Linked DNA regions of Homo sapiens: region 2 is linked to region 1. Evidence: chromatin loops called from intact Hi-C (ENCODE). Cell type or tissue: A673. All regions are shown on one strand. Links, peaks and the distances in the headings refer to the core of each region. The heading gives the core; the rest is flanking DNA.

What was found. Hi-C counts contacts between places; a loop is a spot of excess contacts. Peaks named below come from ENCODE experiments on the same cell type or tissue, not always from the same donor. Only the 100,000 strongest peaks of a DNase experiment are listed, where the experiment ranks them.
Region 2: it touches region 1 in a loop (3-fold over the local background); 1 of 110 quality-filtered maps calls a loop at or near these places.

The regions. Positions count from the first base shown.
Region 1 is chr4:98,743,315-98,748,689 of GRCh38, reverse strand. No RefSeq gene overlaps it. Among named protein-coding and RNA genes, the nearest start is that of TSPAN5-DT, 87 kb to the right of the region's middle. RefSeq lists enhancers at 134-684, 685-1,235. In A673, for the core only: a CTCF peak has its summit at 3,125 (motif pointing left); DNase peaks (open chromatin) are centred at 729 and 3,119; H3K27ac peaks cover 1,992 bases.
Region 2 is chr4:98,847,591-98,852,965 of GRCh38, reverse strand. All of the region lies in intron 1 of LOC105377343 (a long non-coding RNA gene), which reads left to right. Among named protein-coding and RNA genes, the nearest start is that of EIF4E, 79 kb to the left of the region's middle. In A673, for the core only: CTCF peaks have their summits at 2,210 and 2,410; DNase peaks (open chromatin) are centred at 935 and 2,265; H3K27ac peaks cover 2,856 bases.

The DNA of each region.
Region 1 (5,375 bases), core at 272-5,271:
GGGGCATCTGGTCACTCTTCCCCCAGGATGTATTCCAGGGTATAGAAGCACAGTACAGGGACTTCATGCTATAATTTATAATTTTCCTTGACTGCAAACTCTTTTCCCTCTCTCTGGCTCAAAGCTCTTTATTGGTCATGATGGCAGAGCAGATGAGGTACCTGCTCTGTATATTCACATACCCCCTGTAATCTCTCCAGTTTTATGCCAGAGCCCTTAGTGTTTTCCCTAAAAAGCTAAGGTTGTTTTTTTCTTTGCATCTCTACTCTTTCTATCCAGTCTCCACTGGAGCAAATGTAAGCACCATGTCTCTGGGCCTGATGAGAGTGGTCAAGGGGATGAACATCGGCTACCACATTACTATCTGCTGCCTACACTTTACTCACTAGATTTTGTGCTCTTTCCGCCTTTTTTTTTTGTGGTAAACATAATATGTTTTCAGCTGATTATTGCTTATTCATGAACATAGATCCTTTGTGGTTTGCAATACAGTCATTAAGATCGTTGTACTGTTCGGCTCCCTTGCAGTCACAGGAATGAATTTCATGCTGAAATAGGACCATGAGCCCAAGTGCTGGCTGAGGCCCACTGGGCTGGGCCTTCTGGCTTGCCACTTAAAAAAGGCTTGCTATGGCAAGGGTTTTAAGCTACCCGCCTGGTCTCCCCACAGTCCTTCCCTACTTCCTTGTTCTAGTCACTTTACAATTGCTCCCTCCGGAGCTTGGCTACTTTCCCTAAGGCTTTTTCAAAGGGCCTCTTATGTGCACATCCTCCTATCTTTTCACGCTGAGGATTACTTCAAAGGCTCAGCAGCCATGGGAAGGGAAGAATGACAATAAAATAAATCCCAACTGCAGAAAGGTTTGCTTTGGCAACTGCTTGATTGTTCTGTAGGTGGGGAGGTGCCTGCTCTGACCTCTGCAGCTCACTGGTCCTCACAGCTCATTACAGATGTTTTCCTTTGGTCTGGTTTCTTACTGTCCCTTCTGAGGCTCTGAGCCCCTACTTCTAGCAGGCTTATGTAAATTTCCCCAGGCCTCAGCTGCTCCTTCTTCCATTGATCCCTTTATCTGTTGCCAAGACTGATTCTCCTAATCTTGCTCTGAGCCTCCGTGTTTCCACTCAGGAGGGGAAAGTCTCAAACACTCTGAAGGTGGGGCACTCTGCTATTTTGCGCTGCAATTTATTTCAAGGTCACTGGGCAGGACTAGAGTGAGTGACCGGAAGACTGGCCTATCAGAGAACCGGCCTATCAGAGAGCCTGCCCATCCAGAGTGCTCAGAAAACACTTGTGGGCCTCAGTCTAAATCCTGAAACCCTACCTCCAGTATTGTTGCTTTGTGCAGGGGTTGCCAATTAAAAATAAAAAATAAAACGTTGTGTGAACCAAACCAATCACTGGCTGAATTCACCTGACTGATCCCCAGTTTAGGACCCTGGAAGACTTGCCTGAACTGGGAATCCTTAATTCTTTTTAAATAATGAGGGCCTTCTCTTGTAGTGTTTTTTTGCTTTTGAAAAAGCCTGAGTCATAAAGTCCAGGAATCTGGCCCCACAGCTGCCAGGATAAATGTCTGCTTAGACATCCACGGGGATGTCTGTCCTTCAGTTGAACATGGAGGTCTGGCTAAGTGAAATATTAAATCCTTCTCTTGACGAAATAGGGCCCAGAAAGCCTCCTTCTTTCGTTGCAGACCAGGCAGGTCCCTACTGACTGGATGGCTCTTTTGCTGCTACTACTATCAAGTGAATCCAGTGGATAGGGAGGTGAAAAGGCAGGACACCCATTGATCTTTTTGGTTCTTTCCAGAGGTTCCATATCCTTGGCTTGCCTCTCATGGCTGCTGCCTTTCCCTTCCCCACTGACTCACCCACACCATGAAATGTCAGTGCAGCTGGACAAACACAGAGTGCCCAAGTTAAAGCACTAAAGACCTTTCCTGGGGCCTCAAGCATGTTGATGATGAGAGATTGTTTCTTAAAAGAAAACAGTCCCACAGAGCCTATGCCACCTGCTATCAGACACTTCCTGCCTGTGTGATATAATTTGAGAGTTGGGCTGGGCACGGTGACTCATGCCTATAATCCCAACACTTTGGGAGGCTGAGGTAGGAGGATCATTTCAGCCCAGGAGACCAGCCTAGGTAACAAAGCAAGACCCTGTCTCTACCAAAAAAAAAAAAAAAAAAAAAATTAGCCAGGCACAGTGGCAGGTGGCAGGAGGTTGAGGAGGAAGGATTGCGGGAGCCCAGTAGTTTGAGGTACCTGTGAGCCATAATGGTGCCATTGCACTCCAGCCTGGGTGACAGAACAATACCCCAACTTGAAAAAGAAACAAAATTTAAAAAATTGAAAGCAATCTTTTATGATGCATTCTCTAAATTGCTCTGAATTCTTTAGGAGGTAAATTATTTTAGTTTTGTGTTTTGTTTGCACTAAGCTAACTTAAAAAGTACTAGGACAACAAATGACCCATGTGAAATTCTGTCCATGCAATATTAGATCAAGACATGGACTAATATGGCAATTTCCAGGAGTCCTGATCGTGTGTGTGCATGCGTGCACGCAAGCGCACTAAGAACTCATTGGAAATATAATGAGAGGTGAAAATTACACTCACCAAATTCCTTTCAGGGAAAGTACTGCATGTGGTTCAAAGAAATAAAGCTCTTATACAGCCACTTGGATTGAGAATTAGAACCTCTAAGAGGCACCCTTGAATAAAAATAGTTGGTCAACTAACTACGGTCTAAGGAAGATGAGTGCAATTAACACTAAGCTTTTGTTTCCCTTAGTGAGGTGCAGCCAAGGCAGGATTGCTGGGTCAACAGAGGAGATGCTGAGTCCTGGCATCCATGTCCTCCTGCTCCACCCATCTGCCCGAACATTTTGTCATCTCCCGCAAACATTAAGCTGAAAATCCTAGAATATTTTTAAAATATTAATTTGAAACAGTGTCAAAATGTTAGCTTGCCAAGGAGCTCGCACATGTTGGCTGAGACCCTGGACCTCAGGAGTCTGACCTCTTGGAGATTTGACTGGTTAATATCATGGAGGCAGCACTGCTCATCTGGAGAGTTTTTAAAACTAGGTGATTTGAGTGTGTCCTGGTTCCAGAGCGCCCTCTTGGGGAGTGGATAGTAGATTGGGAGATCTCAGAGAACATATGCTTTAGGGATAAAAGAGGAAACAGGACATATGTGCAGTTACTCAGTCAATCTTTACAGGTCATTGCATCTAATGGTACTAAACACCCTAGTTCTATTACCCCCGGTGTAAAAGTAGGTAGCTGGGCAGACATGAGCAGGGTAGGAGAGGTCCCCACAAGGAATGTCAGGTGACCATCAGGTGATGCTCAAGTTGTTGTTAACTGTCACTCTAAAATAATAATTGGACACAGCTGGCACCAGAGAAAGGCAGGCTCCCATTAGATAGAAAACACCTGAAGTGGGTGATCAGCGGCTTCCTGATAAGATCTCAGGAGCTGAGTAAGTGGACTCAAGCATGTGCCCTAAAAGGCAAAATGGTGGTGTTTAACTGGTATATGAACTTCTTCTAAGAATATTCGGCTGGTGTATTAGTCTGTTGTCATGCTTCTATGAATTATACCCAAGACTGGGTAATTTATAAACAAAAGGGATTTAAGTGACTCACAGTTCCACATGGCTGGGGAGGCCTCAGGAAACTTACAATCATGCCAGAAGGGGAAGCAAACACATCCTTCTTCACAGGGTAGCAGGAATCAGAAGTGCTGGCAGGGGAAAGCCAGATGCTTATAAAACCATCGGATCTCATGAGAAGTCACTATCATGAGAACAGCATGGGTAACCACCCCCATAATTCAATTACCTCCCACTGGGTCCCTCCCATGACACATGGGGATTATGGGAACAACAATTCAAGATGAGATTTGGGTGGGGACACAGCCAAACCATATGAACTGGTAAGGGAAAAACACCTCAAATGAACATGCACAAAACTTTGGTAAGCACACTGCACATGTAGCCCCTCCTAAGTCCTGGCAGGCCACCACATGCAGACAGCCTGCCCCAAGGAAAAAATCAAGGGAGAGACACAAACCCTGGAACCATGCCAATGTATAAACCTCCAAGTGAAGGGCTGAAAGTGCACTTGGATCTTTCAAGTTGCCTGCTTGGCCCTCTTCCAAGTATACTTTACTTCCTTTGGTTCCTGCTCTAAAACTTGCTTTGGTCTCTCAATCTGCCTTATGCCTCTCCAGTGAATTCTTTCCTCTGAGGAGCCAAGAATCGAGTTGCTGCAAACCCATACGGATTCACTGCTGCTAACACTGGCACCATCTCATTCTCACCAAGACCCATCTGAGATGAGTTGACTCCACATAAAGAGTCTCTGGGCCCCACACCTGAAGCTCCCACCAGTAGGAATTAGGAAGGCAGGTAGCTGTACTATAGGTAAATGGACGAGGTGGAGGAGAAAGGGCCTGCAGAATGAAATGACTTTTCAGAGATTCTGGAGAGGCATCTGGGCCATGGGTAAGGCCATCTGCAGAGAGGCTGAATATGATGGACCTCCTCTGTACCCAGAAGCTATGGTCTGAACATTTGTGTTCTCTCACCCACAATCTATTATTGAAACCTAATCACCAAAGCAATAATATTAAGAGGTGAGGGCTTTAGGAGGTGATTAGGTCATGAGGGCAGAGCCACATGAATGGGATTAGTGCTCTTATAAGAGAGGCTAGAGGGAACTTATTCTGCCCCTTCTGCCACGTGAAGACACAGCTGGAATGCATCATCTATAAGGAAGGGGCCCTCACAGGACACCGAATCCGCTGGAGTCTTGGTCTCAGAATTCTCAGCCTTCAGAACTGTGAGCAATAAGTTTCTACTGTTTATAAATGACTAGTCTAAGGTATTTTTGTTAGAGGAGCCCTAATGGAAGAAGATAGAGCTATTTGGTTGAAGTCTCTTGACCTAGAATGTAGCCATAAAAGAGCCACAAAAATCTCTTTAGGTCAAATTCATGTATTCTGCCCCATGTGGTTTGCCATCCCAAGCACCTAGCTCTACCCTGTAAGTCATTATTTATGTGCCCATCTTCTCTATTAACATGGGTTCTCATTTTGTTTGCCCTGTCTTTCCAGGAAAGGATAAGCTTCTTCCTTAAGTCTCGGGCTCAGAGTAGAGCTCCATGCACAGAGAGGGCTCAGGGAATGCTAGAAGCCTATGTTTACAACAAACTTGGTCTTGCAACTTCTTCTTCTCTACAGCTTATCCCAGGTCCCTTCCGCAGTGGAAGACCCTTTCGGGCTTTACTTGAAGTTTTCACTAAAATGAAAAGCAAATGTGGTTTATTACAATTGGTCTTTGTTTAGGCAAAATGAAGTATATTTT
Region 2 (5,375 bases), core at 168-5,167, 100 kb before region 1:
TGGAGTGCAGTGGCGTAATCTTGGCTCACTGCAACCTCCACCTCCTTCAAGTGATCCTCCTGCCTCAGACGCCCGAGTAGCTGGGACTACAGGCGCCCGTTACCATGCCCAGCTAATTTTTGTGTTTTTAGTAGAGGTGGGGTTTCACCACGTTGGCCAGGCTGGTCTCAAACTCCTGACCTCAGGTGATCCACCTGCCTCAGCCTCCCAAAGTGTTGGGATTACAGGCATGAGCCACTGCTCCTGGCTAATGAATTGAGAAAATTTACATCTAAATCAGTGGTTCTCAACTGGGAGCAATTTTTGAACCCTAGGGGACATTTGGCAATGTCTGGAGTACTTCTGTTTTTTTGTTGTTATTGTTGTTGTTTGTTTTGTTTTTTTGGTCACAATTGGGATGAGGGGAAAGTGGGGAGGAAGGTGTGACTAGCATCTTGTAGGGAGAGGCCAAGAATGCTGCTAACCATCCCACAATGCACCAAACAGCACCCCTCACCACCAAGAATTATCCAGCCTCAAATGTCATAGTGCTGAAGTCAAGAAACCCCGATCTAGATGATTACATCTTTCTCTAAATGATCTGCTGGCAAATAACCCACCCACTTAATTCTGCTATGGGATTTGCAAAATAAAGAGAACAGACAGCACGTGTCTTGATGAGGGAATATGGTGCAGGAGTGGGGAGGTAGGATTTAAATATTAAGATAAACCACATGCAGTTTACCAGAAAATAAAATCAAGAATGCAAGGAAGAAATGGTGGTAATGTGAACTCTGGGGTCCACAGCAGCTCTCCCATGGAGGTTGGAGAAAAGGCTGACAAACCCACTCTCACTTCTATGTGAAACCATTCTTTCCTGATTTGCAATTGTAGCATTGGTTATGTGGAAGGGGAGGAGATATGCCACCCTACTCTGAAACTTTCCAGGGGGAATGGTATTTCCGGTAGCTGTAATTTGAAGCTAGTGTTTACATAAAAGTCTCAGTGACCACTCTCCATCAGGCCCTAGTATCTTTCTTGCTCTTCTCCCTTCACCCTCTTGTACTGATTCTTTTCCTCTCCCAGAGTTTAGAATCCTGGGTTTTGGGAACCACTCATGCTTTGCTCTCTATTGGGTCATTTCTATTAGTATACAAATATTTGTTTATCGCTACCGTCTTAAAAAATAAAACCTTTCCTTAAATCATTTCTGTTTTTTTTTTCTGCAAAACTTAAAAAGGTTGTGTTTCCTTGTTGTATCCAATTTAATTCTTCCAATTTTTGCCTGAAGTCACTTCAATAAGTCTTAGCTTACCTTCTAACTAGTCTTCCTACTTCTATCCTTCCTTCTCTGTTATATTCTCAGCACAGCCAGAATGATCCTTTAAAATGATCCTTTAAAAACGCAATATGCATGCTCAAAACGCTGTAATAGCTCCTCATTTCGCATAATAAAAGCCAAAGTTTTTCATATCCCAAAGACTCTATGTGCTCTGACACTCTTTACCTCTTTTTTTCCCTATCACCTAGTAATCTCCTCCTTGGTCATTCCACACCAGCCATTCTGTTCTCCTTGACGTTTCTAGAGTATTCCAGTCTCAAGGCTTTTCCATTTTTTCCTCTGCTTAGAGCCTCTTTCCTCCAGATATCCATATGGCATATTCCCACTCCTCCTCAAGTCATTGCTCATCAAGCTCTACCTTGACTCTAACTCCTCAAATTGTAAAAACTCCATGTTGTTTCCCAGTCTTCCTCACCCAGTTCTGTTTTCTTCACAACAATCATCCACTTCTTTTCTTTTCTTTTCTTCTTTCTTTCTTTCTTTTCTTTCTTTCTTTCTTTCTTTTTCTTGTTCTTTCTTTCTCTTTCTTTCTTTTTCTTGTTCTTCTTTCTCTTTCTCTCTTTCTCTTTCTTTCTCTTTCTTTCTTTATCCTTCCTCCCTCCCCTCCTTCCTTCCTTCCTCCCTCCCCTCCTCTCCCTTCCCTCCCTTCCTTCCTTTCTTCTTTCCTTCCTTCCTTCCTCCCTTCTTTCCTTCCTCCCTTCTTTCCTTCCTTCCTTCCTTCCTTCCTTCCTTCCTTCCTTCCTTCCTTCCTTCCTTCCTTCCTGCCTTCCTCCCTCCGTCCCTCCCTCCTTCCCTCCTTCTTTCTTTTTTGAGAAGGGTCCCACTCTGTCACCCAGGCTGGAGTGCAATAGCACAATCATGGCTCACTGCAGTCTGGAACTCCTGGGCTCAAGTGATCCTCTGACCTCAGCCTCCCAGGTAGCTAGAACTACAGGTGCCCTCAACTTCTAAGTTGTTCATTCCTTCAATATTTTTTGATTACCTACTGTGTGCCAGGCATAGTACTAGTTTCTGGGGATAAATCAGTGAACAAAATAGACAAAAATATCTGCCTTCACTGAGTTTATATTCCAGAGGAGGGAGACAAATCAACATAATAAGGAAATCATATTTTTTTTTTAAGTAGAAGAATAAATTGTCAGTGGCTCCTCAACTTGTGAGATGCAATTAAAACACTATTTAGAGGAAACTTTACATTAGAAAATAAAAAGGCTGAAAGCTAATAAGCTAAGCATTCATTTTAATGCTTAAAGTTAGAAAAGAAGTAAAAAGAAAGGAGTGTTAAAGATAAGAGAATTAAAACAAATTTACAGCTCAGGAAAAGCATGGTAAAAAGATAGGAGAATGAATGAAACAGAAAACAAATCTACAAAAGCAAGGACCAACCAAACTAAAAGTGGGTTCCTTGTAAACATTAATACATTTGATTAAGTTGTTCAGTCTGATCAAGAAAGAAAGCAAAACGAAATACCCAAGATCAGGAATTTAAAGAAAAATGTCACTTCAGATTCTACAAACACTCAAAAGATAACAAACTTTTTTTTTTATAACTTTATGCCAATACATTTGAAAGTTTGATTTAAAGGGACAAATTTCAACAAAAATGCAACTCACTAAACCTATGAAAGAAAGAGGAATAAAATCATATTACTATTAAAGCAACTGAATTAATAATTAAAAACCTATCACACACATACAAAAGTATCCAGGCCCAGATGGCATCAACTACAAGTTCTGCCAAACATTTAGGCAGAAATTATCTCAATCTTGTAAACTCTTCCAGAGAATAGATAAGAGGAAAACTTCCCACATCATTTTATAAGTCTAGCAAAATCCTGATACAAAAATCCAACAAGGACAAAATGAGAAAAGAAAAATAAAGGCCGATTTTATTTGTGAACATGGATGCAAACATGCTAAATAAAATCATTTCTTTTTTTTTTTTTTGAGATGGAGTTTTCGCTCTTGTCGCCCAGGCTGGAGTGCAATGGTGCGATTTCGGCTCACCGCAACTTCTGCCTCCTGGGTTCAAGCGATTCTCCTGCCTCAGCCTCCCGAGTAACTGGGATTACAGGCATGCGCCTCCACACCCGGCTAATTTTGTATTTTTAGTAGAGACGGGGTTTCTCCATGTTGGTCGGGCTGGTCTCGAACTCCTGACCTCAGGTGATCCACCCGCCTCGGCCTCCCAAAGTGCTAGGATTACAGGTGTGAGCCACCGCGCCTGGCCAAATAAAATAATTTCAAAACAAATTCAGCAATACATTAAAAAATAATGTATCATGACTGGCTGCTCTGCCTGTGGAGTAGCCATTCTTTAATTTACTTTCTTAATAAACTTGCTTTCAATTTACTCTACTGATTTGCCTCAAATTCTTTCTTACATGAGATCCAAGAACCCTCTCTTTGGGGTCTGGATTGGGACCCCTTTCCAATAACATTTTCCTTGCAAACCCCAAAGGGACTATACTGAGGAGACCCCCAACCCAAAGGAAATAGACTACAACACTGATTGGCTGACTTTGGGTAAGTGGTAGGGTATCCCGGTAAAGGATGGGATTGGGTTAGAGGCCCAACTTAGGAGAGTTAAAGTCTCTCCTAAGACAGAGTAGGTTAAAGGTGCCTCTTAAAAGGCAGGACACTTGACTGCACTTGCCTTCAAGGCCTGACTTAGGAAGGTTAGAGTCCTTCCTAAGATTTAGAGGGTTAGAGATCCCTCTCAGTAAAGTACCTCAGCTAAGAACGGATTTGGCACTACAGGATGTTAATTGCTATTCTTTTTGGATTAATCTGCCTTGCACTCTTTGCTGATGGCTGTGGGTGACAGGATTAGGCATGTACAGGATCATGGGACATGGGGAACTTTTTTTCTCCCCAAAGAGGGAATCTCAAGAGCTGATGGGACTGCTGGAAAAGATTCCTTCACTACCAACAAGCAGCTGCCTGAACTTTTGATTCAGTGTCACTGTAATGGGTGTGTCTTTCTCTGGCTTCCCTGAACTCCTTGCCTTCCCCACTCTGCTGCAGGCAATGCTTTTCTCCCTTCCTTTCCTTTCTCTTTTCTATCTTTTCTGTTATTCAGGGCAATTGTCCACTGTTTCATCCTGCCCAGAGACCACATGTTGAAAAGTGTTCTTGGGAGCTTGACCTTGTAACCACGTGGCAGTACTTCCTCTTGGTCTCTGGCTTCCATAGAACAGGGATTTTGGGGCTCCTGTCATAGTTAGCCCTAAAAATTATTTTGAACAGTTAAAAGCCTTTGCAAGCTCATAATTGGCTGCTCTGGACTCCTTCTGGGTCGGGCAATGGAAACTGCCCAATGTTGTAGCTCAGCAGCTAAGGCTTTGCCATTTTACAGTGGCAGGTTCAATCCTGATTTAGGGTATGCGTACTTTCTGGTTGATATTTGAGTGACGTTTGACATTTTTTTATTCTCTTCCCCTCCATGAACCATCTTGAATTTTCTTTGAGCACCTGGGAGGTACCTTTGGTAAAGTTCAAAAGTCAGAAATATTGGTGGTTTGGCATGGCTAAAGTCAGGTAATAAGAGATTTAAAACGACCTTTTTTTTTTTTTTTTTATAAGAGCGCTATGGTTAAAAGTCAGCTTGATTAAAAGCAGATATTCAAGCTCTTATAGCCTGAGACTTCTTGGGAAGAACTGAGGAGGCACAAGATCATGTTTTGGGAAAAACCTGTTTTGGGGAAAATTTTCCTCACGGAACCCCAGGAATTGAAAGTGGATAGATCCCTCTCAAAATCTAAGGTTCTGTTCTGTTCCACCTGCCTCAGCCTCCCAAAGTGCTGGGATTACAGGTCTGAGCCACCATGACCAACTTCTTTGACTCTTGAAAATTTTCCGTTTAACTACTTTGGAGCATTAGATTCTAGATAAGGCATGGGCACATCTGGAGTCAGCCATGCCCCTAGCTATGCTGGAAAGAGGCAGACCTTATCTGCACTTCTGTCTGATGTCCTAGGCTCCACATCTAGTAAATAATTAAAATTCCTTAGTTCTCAGGTTTTTTTTTCGTCCAAAAATAATTGTTTCTAAG